2 separate regions of the Homo sapiens genome follow, and region 2 is linked to region 1. Evidence: chromatin loops called from intact Hi-C (ENCODE). Cell type or tissue: heart left ventricle. All regions are shown on one strand.

Region 1 (8,000 bases):
AATAAATTACAAAACAAAAAGACCAGAAAAGAAAGTAAAGTAAAATAAAATAAAACAGCTCATTTTGTTGATGTGACTCTGTAGACTACAATAAGGGATAATCACAAATTAAATGCCTCCCAAAAATGTAGACTCTATTAGATTAACCAAACACAAAGTCAAAAATAGCTATATAACTTGAAGCTCTCAAAAACTACAGGAAGACTATAGATGGTGGTTGTTTAAAATTAAAAAGAAAAAGGAGAGCACGTCTTTTCTTTTGGTCATGAACTAACTGAATTTAACACGAATGAAAGCAGATTTAATCTGTGAGAGGAGAAGGAGCAGGCTCTACTTTCAGTTGGCCGAAGAAAAGCATTCCAGCTCTAGGGGCACAAACACATGCAAGAAATGTGAGACTCAATTTATTTCTCAAAAGGTACATTAAAGTTGACAACAAACTGGCCTGGAATTCTGAAATCAGAACAACAAAGAAGGGTAGAAAGATTGGTCTTTCAACTGAATTTATAGTGACTGGATCTGCAATTTATCTTCAGAAACACGTAAGTCAGGTATCTAAAAGGGGGAAAAAATTCTAAAATGTACCTCCTTTTTAAAAATTAAATCATAAAATTAGTTAAAATATGTGAAGCATTTCCTAAAGTTAACTATCAGTGTGGAACTCAGTAAAATAAATGTCTACTAGAAAAAGAAAAAGCTGAGCATATTTTATTTTCAGTAACGAGTAAGACTCCAAAAGCAAAATCACCCCCCGTCCCCTCACAAATGCTTTTAAGTCGGCAATACTTATGACAAAAAGAGATTGTTTCATTTTGGCAAGATTTTAAGTACCCTAATAAATCTAAGTGTAATACCCATCACATAGTTTACAAACGTAAGGAAGTCAAGGCAATAAAAGAACTCTCAATAAATCCCTACTTTCAAAGTATTGCTGACAAGAGGAATTGGTACCCTATGTTTTGAATTGGATTATTCAATTCGATGTATTAACAAAATGTAGTAAAAACTAGTTCATGTACTGGTTATGTAACCATAAAATTCTTGGTTAATTCTTATTTAAAACACAAAGATCAATGACCTACAAATTCATTTCTTTCCCTGAACTCCCAGTGTTCGAGAGCTGATATTCCCTGACAAACTCCCTTACATAACATTCTTTCTAGTAATGTGGGTCAAACATATATTTATATTATCAGCTGTCAGAACAGAGTTCTCTACAATAAATAAATTCTATACTAATTATCCAGGAAAAACAAGAATTATATCTAAAGAAACAAAGTGAAAATAATAAAAGGAACATGGAGATTTCTTGATTTGGAAAACAAAAATGGAAAAATCCTATCAAGGCCATTAGCAAATTGTTAATTAAATGACACATTTGAGAAAGAATATCTTCTAAAGTCTTAATGGACTCAAAAAATTAAAAGAGTTAGGCAATAGAAATTTAATAGTTAAGAAACATCTTCATTTCACTTTTTAAAAGCTTTTTTACAGAATATGTAAAGAGCTGTAAAAATGAAAGTACTATAATATTGAAGGTCAACTTGAGTCAAAATAAGAAAAGGAGCCTCAGAGTTCAGCTCAACTGTTCTATTGCAATTTTCTATTTTGACATTCTCTGCATTATCCTTAAATTTAAATACATTATTAACTTGAATTCATTGTCTTCTGAATTGGGATTATAAAAATGGATGTGTGTGAAGTGTTAAAAACAACCTGAACTGAGAAACCGATTTGTTCTTCCCTTTTTATTTCAAAAAACAATTTATTTTTGAATTTCTAAAGCAAATAATCATAATCCCCCAGGTGCTTCCTGTCAGTTGTGAACATTCTATTTGGGGACATCATGGAACTGCACATTTTGCCTCCCCTCTCTTCCTGCTGGCTTGTAATGTGTTATGGAAACACTGATTTGAAATTAAGAGTTTTGATTAAACAGGTTTTCTACGCTCTTGATTTATTTCCTTTATTTTAAGGCAGATGCCTCTGTATGGTAACAGTAGCTTACAAAGCCAAAGGGATTCAGACTTTAAATGGGAAATTTATTTTATTTTATTTTAGCGTGGTTCGGTTTGATTTTTGTTTGTTTGTTTTCCTTTTTGCTGACACCCAGATCTTATTCTGACTTGACTTGGCTTCATTTAAGATGAGTTTTCAGGATGAGTGGGCTTGGTCTTACTAGGGTTATTTTCCAGATAAGCAGGTAATTTGGGAAATAAAATACTTGTAAAAGTCCTGTAATTCCCAAAAAGTTGGCTATAATCTAAAAGGTAATTGGGATGCTACTATGATCATTTATAAACAATTTAATAGCAATGTGAACCACATGTTTTTTGAAACATATCTTGGTATCTGGCTTCATCTGTAATAGGTCTTACCTATACAAATCTAAATTAAAATTTGATTTTAATTTAATTCTAATATCTAATTTATTTCTGTTCCTTGTATATGTAAATCAAGGTCAAGTTGCTTCCAGTATCTCAGGCTGAGCCCTATTTGTTTGCTTTTCTTAAACCTCCTTCTCTAACCATAAAAGCTCTCTCTTCTGGAGCTTTAAAGAAGATGCTGTGTTTCTGAGTAGGCGGAGAGCTTTAGGCATTTGGGAGTCATAGCAGATCAGCTATCCCACTGGAGGCAGGATCTAGATATAGAGTCGGGTCAGCGTGATAATAATCTTAGGCAAAGCTAATTCCCTCTCCAGAACCACCTTCCAGTTGTAGGAAATCAGTTTCATTGTTCCTAGAACTGGCCACCCAATCTGGTGTCAGGAGTGGGTGCAGAGGATAACTGGTATGAAAAGAAACAAACACAAAAGGGGAGAGAGAAGGCAGGAAACCAGGATAAGGGGACAGAGAGTAGGGAACTGGAGAAACTTTTACTATAGTTGTGCTTAATCGATGTCCTTTGAACAGAACTAATTGAAGATGATATTATTACACATACCAAAAAAAAAAAAAAAAAAAAAGCTTTCTCAGTCCTACCCTAGGGTTTTTAAAGACAGCTGTCTATGAAGCCACAGTCAAGGCATAGAGCCATGTGCCTGTCCCATAGCTGTGAATGTCTCTGATCAAGGCTGGGACGAAGTTGTTGAGGCCTTTCCACTAGGTTTCTCAGACATCTTTTCTAGAATAGAGATTTAACTTCAAGGGCAATTAATTAGCAAATAAACAAGTTTATTCGATCTCAATGGAAAATATGCTGTTTAAAAATGAACAGTATTTTAAGGAAAACCCTCAGCTATGTGTACAACTTGAAAGACAGAATTTATTTCCATCTGAAATATGCATGGGAACAACCTTTTGGGAATGTGATTTGAAAGTAAATATCTATTAAAATGTTAAGTGCCATGTACCCTTGGGCCCCAAAGTTCCACTTCTAAGAATGTACTCAACATATATGTTCCCATAAGCACACAGCAACAATTAGCACACAGATTTGTACCGCACCGTTGTTTGTAATAGCACGAAACTGGGAACAACCTGTATATCCACTAGCAGGAGACTGATTCAATCAGTAATGGTACATTCATATCATGGAATATTGTGCAGCTGTTGAAAAGAATGAGGCAAAGCCTTATGTTGCCATGAAGATATAAATAGATATATAGAGAGAAAGGTAGACATAGAGAGTCCAAATATTAAATTTTAAAAGCAAATTGCAGAGCAGAAAGTATAGTACAATAATATTTGTGTGTGCTTTAAAACATGATTTAAATAGAGGCTTCGACTGCATTAAAAAAATTCTGGAACAATAAAAAGGAAACTTTTAATAATAGTTACCTCTGGGGAGTGGGACGGGAGTTGGACAATTTTTTCATTTTGTGCACTTCTGAACTGACTAAATTTTGAACCATGAGCATGTTATCACTTTTAGAATAATTGAAAAACTAGCTCCTAAGAAGAGGTTGTATTTACCCTGCATTAACAAAAACAAAAGGGATGCTCTTATCTGGGACAATCTATAGAAGCCACATCCCTGGCCACATTCTCATATACGGTCTAGTGAGACCCTTAAGACTACGTGAAAAGATTAAAATAACCCATGAGATATGCGGCAAAAACATTGCACCCAGCCGTCTGCTCTCAATACCACACTCATCTGGTGCGCTTCCAAAGTGAAACGCCTTGACGTTGGTCAGCCTGTGACCGGCTCCTTGCTGCCGACGCTGGGTTACATAAGGTCCTGGGAGACCCGAGCGGCGCCCCGGACGCGTCTGGGAGGAGCCGCCACGCCACAGCTCCGTGGGGCTCCGCACTCTACCCTGGCCACAGACAAAAAGAACTTCTGCTGCATCACCCCGTGGCGCCAGGATCACTTCCCTCTTGAGAGACAGTGTGTGCACATCGTAGACGCTAGAGCCAGCCCCTGCAGGAACTCCGTTTGAAAATTCTTCAAGGAGAAATAACCGAAACTCTGAGATTCCTCTTGCCGCAGACAGACAGACAGACAGCCACACACGAACGCACACACGCTTTCTCCTCGCTCCCATCTTGTTCATTCTCCCTTAACTAGTTCCTAGAAATATCTAGCCGGGCTAATTCATTTCCGTTCCTTGTATATGTAAATCAAGGTCAAGTCGCTTCCAGTATCTCGGGCTGAGCCTTGTTTTTTTTTTTTTGTTTGTTCGTTTGTTTTTTTTTTAAAAAACACCTCCCTTTCTAACCATAAAAGCTCTCTCTTCTGGCGCTTCATTAGCCTAGTGATTAAATGTCAAGTCTCCCGAACAAGCTGGATTTGAAGGTCTGTAACGTAACTACTTCTTCCAAATCGAAAATGTTTACTCTCCTAAAATTTATATTTCAATAAAGCGTTAAAAAAAATTAGTCATTTTGTTCCAAGAGTGTTCGGAGGCTAAACTGCACTGCCAACAAGTAAAAACTTGTTATCCAGACCATTAGTGTTAAGGGAAAAGCCAGTAAGTTTAAAGAAAAAGTAACTCATCATATTACCAGGTAATCACTCTCATTTCTTCACTAACAATACCTAATTTGCTCTTCAAATAATTATAATATAAATGAAGAAAAGGATTGTACTTTTCATGTGTACACTGGGAAGCTAACTTTTTTTTTTTTTTTTTTTTTTTTTTTTTTTTTTTTTTTGAGGCGGAGTCTTGCTCTGTCGCCCAGGCTGGAGTGCAGTGGCGCCATCTCGGCTCTGCCTGCTGGGTTCAAGCGATTCTTTCTGCCTCAGCCTCCGGAGTAGCTGGGATTACAGGCACGTGCCACCACGCCCAGCTAATTTTTGTATTTTTAGTAGAGACAGGTTTCACCATGTTGGCCAGGATGGTCTCGATCTCCTGACCTCGTGATCCGCCCACTTCGGCCTCCCAAAGTGCTGGGATTACAGGCCTGAGCCACCACGCCCATACGGGAAGCTAACTTTTAATAGTTCGTTTCTCCTAAACTCTGCTCTCCTCTCCAAAAAAACTGTTCTTGTTAGAACAGTAAACAGCAATCAGACTCAAATTAATCCCAGAGTAGTCTCTCTGGTTACCAGATTGAGAAATGTTATTGGAAAATAAAAGGGAAAAAGTGCCTTTTTCTAAAATCTTGGGTGCTAGTCTTGCGTCGGTAGCTAAAACTGTATTTTACTGTATCAGTAATGCTTAAAAGTCCAAATACAGTACTTGCTTATTCTTTTTTTTTTTTGAGACTGAGTCTCGCTCTGTCACCCAGTCTGGAGTGCAGTGGCGCGATCTCAGCTTACTACAACCTCCACCTACCGGGTTCAAGCCTCCTGAGTAGCTGAGATTATAGGCGCGCACCACCACACCAGGCCAATTTTTGTATTTTTGGTAGAGATGGAGTTTCATCGTGTTGGTCAGGCTGGTCTCGAACTCCTGACCTCATGATCCGCTCACCTTGGCCTCCCAAAGTGCTGGGATTACAGGCGTGAGCCACCACACCCGGCCTGGAAGGTCCATCTCAACAATCCAGTACTTTGTCAACCATCTCAGCTTTGCCACTAATGGAAGTGCTGTTAACAGCCCTCAAAACTGAAGTTCCTTTATTTCTTCTGCCACTTGAGAAAAAGTTTTGCCACAAAGTTCTAATAACACTAAGTCCCTACAAATCAACTTGGAAACGTCTACATGTGTTTCTCCTGGAAAAAGTGCCAGACATCAGTTTTATCTGGCAATCATCAAAATACATCAGACTGCAAATCTATATGTTCCTGGACCTCATAAGAAGCACAGTGAGGAATTTCAGCAAGCGAACCAAAGTACTAAGCTACACTGCAACATCTGCAGTCTACAACATGGGCAACAATACTGACATCAACCACTGCTGCCAAGAACATGCAACAGCAAACAAAACAAAACAAAAACAAACAAAAAAAGGGAATGGGGACATTTCAAATCCATATTCTCAATTTCTGGCTTAAGATTACAGCATTATTTAACCCACCATCACTAAACTCACTTTAATAAAAACAATCAGGAAGCCCAAGCATATGGATTTTTTTATTTGCACATTTTGTATTATTTTATGAGAAGACAAATGATAGAACCCATGGGAATTTAAAAAAAAAATTCCCAGAATGTCAAGGTTGGTATAATTTCTGTAACTAGAATATGGTGTACATGGTGACCTCAAAACAGGAAATGCCTTTGAAATCTATCAGTCATGTATTCAACATCAACTGTGAAAAATATATGATGGGGTCGCAGACTGCAAGGCACTGCCTGCCCAGAATCTGCAGTCTAGCTGGAGAAGATAACACTAAAAGAGTTGAGAAAGGTGTAGGACTGGCAGGCACAGAGGAGGGAAGCAAAGGATGGATGTTTTCCGTGTTTTAAACCATGCTGTACGGTAAATAATGATAGCACTGGGAAGAAAGGAACACATGTGGCAAGCATAAGCATTCTGCTCCAGCCAGAAAACTGCTGGAGGAAATGGGGTCTATGCGTACCCCTACCCCTGCTTTATGTCCCTGATCTATCAACAAATTCACTCTGTCAGGCCAGGCGCGGTGGCTCACGCCTGTAATCCCAGCACTTTGGGAGGCCGAGGCGGGTGGATCACCTGAGGTCAGGAGTTCAAGACCAGCCTGGCCAACATGGCAAAACCCCTTCTCCACTAAAAATAAAAAAAAAAAATTAGCTAGGCTTGGTGGTGCATGCCTGTAGTCCCAGATACTTGGAAGGCTGAGACAGGAGAATTGCTTGAACCTGGGAGGTGGAGATTGCAGTGAGCCAAGAACATGCCATTGCAGTCTAGTCTCTGGGCAACAGAGCGAGACTCTGGCTCAAAAAAAAAAAAAAAAATTCACTGTCTCCAGAATTTCTCACAAATTCTTCCAACTCCTCTTCCTCCTTCTCCCCATCGCTGCCTTAGGCTACACTGACCTCCTCAACGATCACGTTCCTTTGGTGATGTGAGTTTTGACTCACATCCTCTGGTGTGTTGAGTTTTGACTTTTTTTATGGACCCCTTCTCAGAATACTGTGCTTAAATCATAAAATAAAAACAAAAGATACATTATATTAAAATGTAAATATCAAATTATTTTTTATATTTGTCACACAGTTATATATGTTCTTTATTAATTCATTAAGTAACAATTTATGGCAGTGAGTCTAATATCTATAATAATTTCAGTTTAGTGATAAGTGTAAAAGATATTTTGAAATACCTACAACAACTGTAATATGCTATCAGAGCATTTCTACTGGTGATAAACTCACATCTTCTGTTAATTCTACTGTGATCCGTTGCCTAGATTCTTATTTGAAGGAAATGCTAAATTTCAGTTTAGAGGATAGTGAAAATGACAGTATAACGCTTTTTTCCAATCCAAGTTCACAGATCCCAGACATCTTATCCATGGGTCCCTTGCAAGTCTAGGGATAAAGTTCAGAAGCCCTGATCTCAGGTCACGTCCCTCCAGAGCAGCCTCCATATTGCCACCAAATCTGATGCGGTCACTCTGTTGTTCAAAAGCCTTCGATAGCTCCTTCACTTCCCACATAAAATACAAACTCTTTTGAGAGGCAGGCA
Region 2 (8,000 bases), 160 kb before region 1:
GAATGAATGAATGAATGGCAAACAAACCAATGAAGACAAGCGCCCTTAAATGTAAATTCCTACTGAGAAGCCACCATCACACACCTGTCTGTGCTCTGATTGGGCATACTGTGAGCAGTAGATATGAAATTGCTGACTGTGGGGTAGGACAAATTATATGTGAAGATTCTAACATCTCAGACATCTTATTTTCTAAAAACAGAAAACGGACACTGCTAACCTAGCTCATTTTTCTTACAAAACAAAAGCAAGAACTAAGAAGATCTCTCATAGTAAATAAAACATGCCTGGATAAAATAAATAATAAGCCTTCTGGATTTATTAGTCAAACTCCTAAAAACATGGCTGATGTTTAAGACCTTCCATAATTGGGCAGAAAAAGTACACTTTCTTCTCCTCACACACACTCTCCCCACAAGTCATACTAAGTAGCTTCGCTCTTTTCCAAGAGAAAACTCATTTATAATTAATTAATCACACAGAGATTAATAAGATAATGGTTTTCTCCTAATTATAACTCCTTTGGCTAACATTTCTGTATTTTTTTCTCTATCCTCTTTACTTTCTTCCTTCCATTTCAGCTGAACATCCTCCCCATACTTTTGTGCTGCTTCTACCTTGGGACCCAGGCTAACAAGTGACTGGTAGTCTCCATGTCTCTGCGGGCTGGGTTAATCCAATTATACAATTAGCAGCCTGACCTTGAAAACCAAACAATACCTTTGCCCTTGTTTGCCACACCCCACCATCAGATGGGAGTAACTGACAAGGTGGTCAGCCCCATGTCAGTTTATTTTGAAAAGAGTAGACTCCCAACAATTTCTATTCCTGGAAGTCCAATGAACAGTCCTTGTTGTTCTCCCATTTTCCTTTGGCAACTTCTGCCTATCTGTGGAATTTATTAATAGCTACATATTTTCCTGTATTTCCTGGTGCTTTTTTTTCTGGAATCAGACTGAGATAGGGTGCCTGTAAACCTGTGTACCAAAGGGATTTTTGAATTGGTTCCTAAAAGAAAAAGTCATGGTTAACAAGTTTCTTTCTTGGCTATAGAAAGAGAGGTGGGGGTAAAGGGAGCAGTAGGACAAAGGAAGAAGAGTGAGCTGGGGAAACGATCCCAGAGGGCAAAGTGCAACAAAGTGGAGAAGAGAAATGATTTCAAAATAGTCAAACAGTATTCTCTGGGGACCAAAATGAAAGATGAAGAGAACCGGTGAGAAAAATAAAGGAATTAGTTTTTTATGCAAAGAATCTAAGAGAAGATTTTTTTTTTCCTTTCTCGAGCTAGTTCTAAGCAAAGAAAGGAAGTTTGTAAACTTTCAAGAAAGCTGGGTGAAGGTTTTATTATTATTCATATATGCAACTCTTTTTAACTGTAATAATTTTACCATAAATTGGTAACAGATTTTTTTCTCCTCTCATGCTATGTTCCCACTCCCCATTCCCCCACCCATCGCTACCTCCAAGGCAAGATTATATCAACAATTACTATTTCTGTGTTTTTTTCCATTCTAGTTACATCATGTCCACTAAAAGTAAACATTTATAACATAGCAAATTGTGTAACACAATACACTTCTCTATTTTGCTGGTCCTCAAAACTTCAAAAGTAATAAAACATTCTACACTTCCAAAAATTAAATGCCTTGGTATTTCAAGTTCTTAGTAGAATGTTTCTTAGGCCTTGAATTCCTGGAAACCTGTGAGGATAGCTCAAAAGAGACAAAATACCACAAAAGCACAACAAATAATGGCTGCAAAATGATTACAAGAACTTATTTCATTTCATAAGATTTAGCTCTGAACAGTCCCAGCCTCAAGTTTCCATACTTCTGTTTCTTATAATAAAATAATATAATAAGACTATATGCTTGAGGTTAAACTGTGTATACCCAGGATCTTAATGAAGCATTCAGATATAAACCAATATAAAATGGTATCAGATTAAAATCTACCAAATCTAAAATTAAATCTAAATTTTCACGTAAATCAAGCTAATAACAAAGCAATTTGCCTTACCAATTGAATAACACCAAACATAAAACCTTCCACTGCATTTAAAACATGAAAACAATTTTGTTTTATTCAAAGCTGTGGTGAACTATAAAGAACCACAAATATTTTAATTAAAAGAATTAAAAGTCATAATTATATTAATAACCATTAATATAAGTCATGGTTACATTAATATTAATATCAGTTAATATTAATATTAATTTAAAAGTCATGGTTATATTAATAACCATTAATAAAATAAGTTATATTTCTTAGTATACCATCAGAAACATTTAGTTATTGACTCAGAGATTTGTGTTTATTTTCTTAAATATTGTGGAGTTTCTACACAAGCCCCCAAATTATCTTTGTTTGATAAACAACATAGTAAGAATAGCAATGGGGAAAACTCTCATGCTCATTGTTAAACATGTGTTCTGGCAGATCTTTGGAATAGATTCTAAACTCTAATCTCAAAACATCTGCATTACTTCCCCACAGGGTAGAGACTGGTTTTAATTCTATATATGGTAACATACCTTTTGGAGCAAATCCAACCATGATAACAGCAGCAATGAGGATTAACTGACATTTCCTTAACGGATAGACTTCATTTCTTAGAAGAAACAAATGTGGGGTGTGAATACACATGACTAAACTCTAATGATAGGAGGAATATACCAAAATATCTGACACAGGGTCCTGTGCCCTCTTCTTCCAATGTATGCTGAGTCCAACCACCCTTTTCTATCTGCACCACTGCCACCCTTGTCCAAGCCATTGTCCCTCACATGGACAGCTACCATAGCCTCTTCAACAGCCTCTCTGATTCCTCCTGGATCCTCTACAATCAATTTTCCTACTCCAAAGCCAGAGGAATTTTTTTAAACTATCTACCAGATGATGACACTCCCCTGCACTTTTTTTTCCCTACCCTTCCTCCTCCTAACAATTCTTTTCCTACAGAAATGGAGAGGCTGAGCAAACAATGTCCTATTGCTATTGTCTCCTTCTTAAGCTCTAATGAGAACCAGGCTAAGAAAAGTTATCTCAAAAATTAGCACATTTTAAGCAGTGATATACTGCTACTCTCAAAATTTGGAACAGAAAAACGACAAGTTATTAAAACCTCATTTCTCCAGAAGCCACATGTCTGATGAGCCCAATTTTCCAGAGCACTGCTGAGAAGAACTAGAGATGGGAGAGATGAAACAGGAGGCTTGTGGGTATCACAAAGTCCATACATTAAACTTCCTTTGTATTTTAGATGAATCTAATAAACTTGGCCATCTATTTTTCTACAGATAACCAGGGACAGTATGTTTTGGGAGATTGGAGACTCTTGGGGCAGCCACATAGGCAGCACTAGAAAATGAACACATAACCTACCAGAGAGAGAAGACAGTAAAACCAAGAAAAACAGGCATGAGAATTCAAAAAATACAATATATGGTCTTCGGCATAATGAAAACTCTACCTGGAGTAGACTCTAAGTGTACTACTATATAACAGCACAATGTTTCCCAAATGATCTTGAGATAATACGAAAATCTTCTAATGCTTTATTAAGAAGATGGGGAAATATACGTATGTTTTAGTAAATTTTCCAACAAAAGTGGTTGGATAGTTTTAAGTGATGGTGCTTAAAAGGTTACAATTCATTCATCCCTTAAATGAAAATTTCACTCAGCCATGACAATGGTAATCAAGTGAACAAATAGACTGGCAAATAAATTAACTGATTTTCTGTTAAACTGAATCATTTCTGTCAGTGGCGGGTTCAGCCTCAAGACAGTGCTCAAGACTTCCCACCTGTAGGTGTGCCAGGAGAATGAGAGATACCTTCCAGTGTGGATGAAGGCTAGGAGGTTGTGTGTCCTGCACTGCCTGGAAGTTCCCTGATACCTGATGTGCCAAGAAGTTAAGGTTTTGTGCCTACATGGCATGTTCTTGTAAGCTCTTATCACTGGACCCATTTCCTCTTTGGATTGTTCCTCCTTCTTCTACTCCTATACAGAAAGGCTTCCTACTGCTTAGAAGGACTTTGCCTTTCTTCATTCAAAAAATATTTATTGAGCATCTACTACACAGCAGGCCCAGTTCTGGATGCTGAGGATGCAGCAGTGAACAAGGAAGGCCCTGGAATAAAACAGCTTAAACCAGCTCCGCTCTAGACCTTAGAGATCCAGGCTCTGTCTTATCTCCTCTCTCTTTGTGGCAGGTCCCTGTGTGGCTTACAAGTGGTCTGGTCCAGTTCACCAGGGCCAGAGTAATGGGCCTAAGTCTTACAACAAAATTTTATTCCTTTTAGTGAGGGTGCTTTCCTAAAAATGGACATATTCACTGGATCATGGCTTAACTAATCTTAATATCGCTGAACTTATGGTGAGTCATTCCCAACATTCACTAACAAGTATTTATTGAACATTTATTATTTGCACTGTAACACACATTTCAGATATATTGGTGAACAAAAAAGAGAAAGATGCCTGACCTGTGCCACTCACTTGGAGGATGAAGGGGCAAATACTCAGTAAGTAATGAACATAAATAAATTTTTTAGTGTTTTAGATAATTATTAGTGCTTTTTTAAAAAGTGCAACAAAGTAAGGGGAATCAAGGATGCCAGGGCTGATTGTAGGCTGATTAAAATTTTAAACCATGCTCAATAAACAAGTATACATTTATGACTTGATATCTTTATCTTTTCTGCTTTCTTTAGAATTGTTCTAAAGATGGATTTAGTTGGGCTTAGAACATGGCCCACACCCACCTAACAGTTCATCTGCCTAAAAAGCAGCAAATTTTCCAAAAATATCCAATCTGTACCTTAATCTTTAAAATAATCATATGCTACTTTTTCTTTTATTGAAACAAAGTTATTTACTTTCTATCAAAATATTACCATCAGAAAGTAAGTTACCTGGGGCAGAGAGGGGCTCTGCGGAGCAAACTAACAGATCAATAAGCATCACTCAACCTGAAGAAACTACAGTATGTGGCTACAGTGCACTGGCCATGAGCTAATGCACTTAGGCTCCTAAATCGGCTGACTGGGATTCCAATGAATTACACCTAAAGGAGGTACGCCTGTGGGGCAGACAAACACCAGATGTTCTGCTCTGAAATGCCTGTCTTATTTGTAAGTTTGTGTATTCATATGTTGGGAGCCCTAGGTTTTGTGATGCTGTTAAACAACCAACACCTGGAACCTGAAGACTAAGCCTGGCTGAGGTGAAAATCATAGGGTAGTTAGTTCCACTGTCATGTAGGGCATATGACAAAGCTAGAACAGAGATTTAAAAAATTTTCCAAATTAGAAGGTGATATAAACCTATGCAGAGGAGATGCAGGACTCTGCTGACATGTGGCCTTCTAAGCCCACCACTCCTTTGTGAGGGATAAGGCAATATTTGGGAACTGTATCTGATATGGTTTGGCTGTGTCCCCACCCAAATATCATCTTGAATTGTAGCTCCCATAATACCCACATGTCATGGGAGGGACCTGGTGGGAGGTAATGAAATCATAGGGAAGGGTTTTTCCCATGCTGTTCTCATGGTAGTGAATAAGTCTCAAGAGATCTGATGGTTTTATAAAGGGCCATTCCCCTTCACATGCTCTCTTGCCTGCCACCCTGTAAGATGTGCCTTTGCTCCTCCTTCACCTTCTGCCATGATTGTAAGGCCTCCCCAGCCATGTGGAACTGTGAATCCACTAAACCCTTTTTTTTTTTTAATGAATTACCCAGTCTCAAGTATTTCTTCATAGCAGTATGAAAATGGACTGATACAGTAAACTGGTACTGGGAATGAGGTGCTGCTATAAAGATACCCAAAAATGTGGAAGCGACTTTGGAACTGGGTAACAGGCAGAGGTTGGAACAGTTTGGAGGGCTAAGAAGAAGATAGGAAAATGTCTTCCTCAGAAGACAGGAAGATGTGAGAAAGTTTGGAACTTTCTAGAGATTTTTTGAATGGCTTTGACAAAAATGCTGATAGTGACATAGACAATAAAGTCCAGGCTGAGGTGGTCTCAGATGGAGATAAGGAACTTGTTGGGAACTGCAGCAAAGGTGACTCTTGCTATGCTTTAGCAAAGAGACTGGTGGCATTTGCCCCTGCCCTAAAGATCTATGGAACTTTGAACTTGAGAGAGATGATTTAGGATATCTGGAGGAAGAAATTTCTAAACAGCAAAGCATTCAAGAGGAAGCAGAGCATAAAAGTGTGAAAAATTTGCAGGCTGATGATACAACAGAAAAGAAAACCCCTATTCTTGGGAGAAATTCAAGTCAGCTGCAGAAACTTGCATAAGTAACAAGGAGCCAAATGTTAATTGCCAAGACAATGGGGAAAATGTCTCCAGGGCATGTCAGGCATCTTTGAGGTAGTCTCTCCCATCACAGGCCCAGAGGCCTAGCAGGAAAAAATGGTTTCATGGACCAGGTCCAGGGACTCCTGCTGTGTGAACCTAGGACTTGGTGCCCTGTGTCCCAGCCATGGCTAAAAAGGGCCAAGGTAGAGCTTGGGTCATGGCCTCAATGGGTGTAAGCCCCAAGCCTTGGCAGTTTCCACATGGTGTTGGTCCTGCAGGTGCACAGAAAACAAGAATTGAGGTTTGGGAACCTCCACTTAGATTTCAGAGAATGTATGGCAATGCCTGGATGTCCAGGCAGAGGTATGCTGCAGGGGCGGAGCGCTCATGGAGAACCTATGCTAGGACAGTGCAGAAGGAAAATGTGGGGTTGGAGCCCCTCACAGAGTTCCCACTGGGGCACTTCCTAGTAGAGCTGTGAGAAGAGGGCCACGCCCTCCAGACCCCAGAATGGTAGATCCACTGATAGCTTGAACCATGCACCTGGAAAAGCCATAGACACTCAACTCCAGCAGTGAAAGCAGCTGGGAGGGGGGCTATACCCTGCAAAGCCACAGAGGCAGAGCTGCCCAAAGTTGTGGGAGACCACCTCTTACATCCAGCAGGACCTGGATGTGAGACATGGAGTCAAAGGAGATTATTTCAGAGCTTTAAGATTTAATTACTGCCCTACTGGATTTCAAACTTGCATGGAGCCTGTAGCCCCTTTGTTTGGGCCAATTTCTCCCATTTGGGATGAGTGTATTTACTGAATGCCTGTACCCCATTGTATGTAGGAAGTAACTAACTTACTTTTGATTTTACAGGCTCATAAGCGGAAGGGACTTGCCTTGTCTCAGATGAGACTTTGGACTGTGGACTTTTGGGTTAACACTGAAATGAGCTAAGACCTTGGGGGACTGTTGGGAAGGCAGGATTGGTTTTGAAATGTGAAGACGTGAGATTTGGAGGGGCCAGGGGTGGAATGATATGGTTTGGCTGTGTCCGCACACAAGTCTCATCTTGAATTTTAGCTCCTATAATCCTCACATGTAATGGGAGGGACCCAGTGGGAGGTAATTGAATCATGGAGGTGGGTTTTTCCTGTGCTATTCTCTTGATAGTGTGAATAAGTCTCACAAGATCTGATGGTTTCATAAAGGGTAGTTCACCTACACACACTCTCTCGCCTGCCACCATGTAAGACGTGACTTTGCTCCTTGATATGGTTTGGCTGTGTCCCCACCCAAATGTCATCTTGAATTGTAACTCCCACAATTCCCACATGTCGTGGGAAGAACCCAGTGGGAGGTGGTTGAATTACGGGGGCGGGTCTTTCCTGCGCTGTTCTCATGATAGTGGATCAGTCTCACAAGATCTGATGGTTTTACAAAGGGGAGTTTCCCTGCACAAGCTCTCTTCTCTTGTCTGCCACCATGTGAGATGTGCCTTTCACCTTCGACTGTGATTGTGAGGCCTCCCCAGCCATGTAAAACTGTAAGTCCAATAAACCTCTTCCTTTTGTAAATTGCCCAGTTTCAGGTATATCTTTATCAGCAGCATGAAAACAGACTAATACACTCTTCCTTCACCTTCTGCCATGATTATGAGGCCCCCCCTGCCATGTGGAACTGTGAGTCCATTAAATC

Evidence for each region. A loop is a pair of places that touch in the nucleus more often than their neighbours do. Peaks named below come from ENCODE experiments on the same cell type or tissue, not always from the same donor. Only the 100,000 strongest peaks of a DNase experiment are listed, where the experiment ranks them.
Region 2: a loop joins it to region 1, with 2.5 times the contacts of the local background. A loop is called at or near these places in 27 of 110 quality-filtered maps.

What each region holds. Positions count from the first base shown.
Region 1 is chr12:93,587,883-93,595,882 of GRCh38, reverse strand. It overlaps a transcript of SOCS2 not described here. Among named protein-coding and RNA genes, the nearest start is that of SOCS2, 19 kb to the right of the region's middle. RefSeq lists an enhancer at 4,203-4,762. In heart left ventricle, no CTCF peak of the experiment used is centred here; DNase peaks (open chromatin) are centred at 4,242 and 5,150; H3K4me3 peaks cover 5,171 bases; H3K27ac peaks cover 5,700 bases.
Region 2 is chr12:93,752,698-93,760,697 of GRCh38, reverse strand. The region is part of intron 2 of CRADD (CARD and death domain containing adaptor protein); the gene reads right to left. Among named protein-coding and RNA genes, the nearest start is that of CRADD-AS1, 19 kb to the right of the region's middle. In heart left ventricle, no CTCF peak of the experiment used is centred here; no DNase peak of the experiment used is centred here.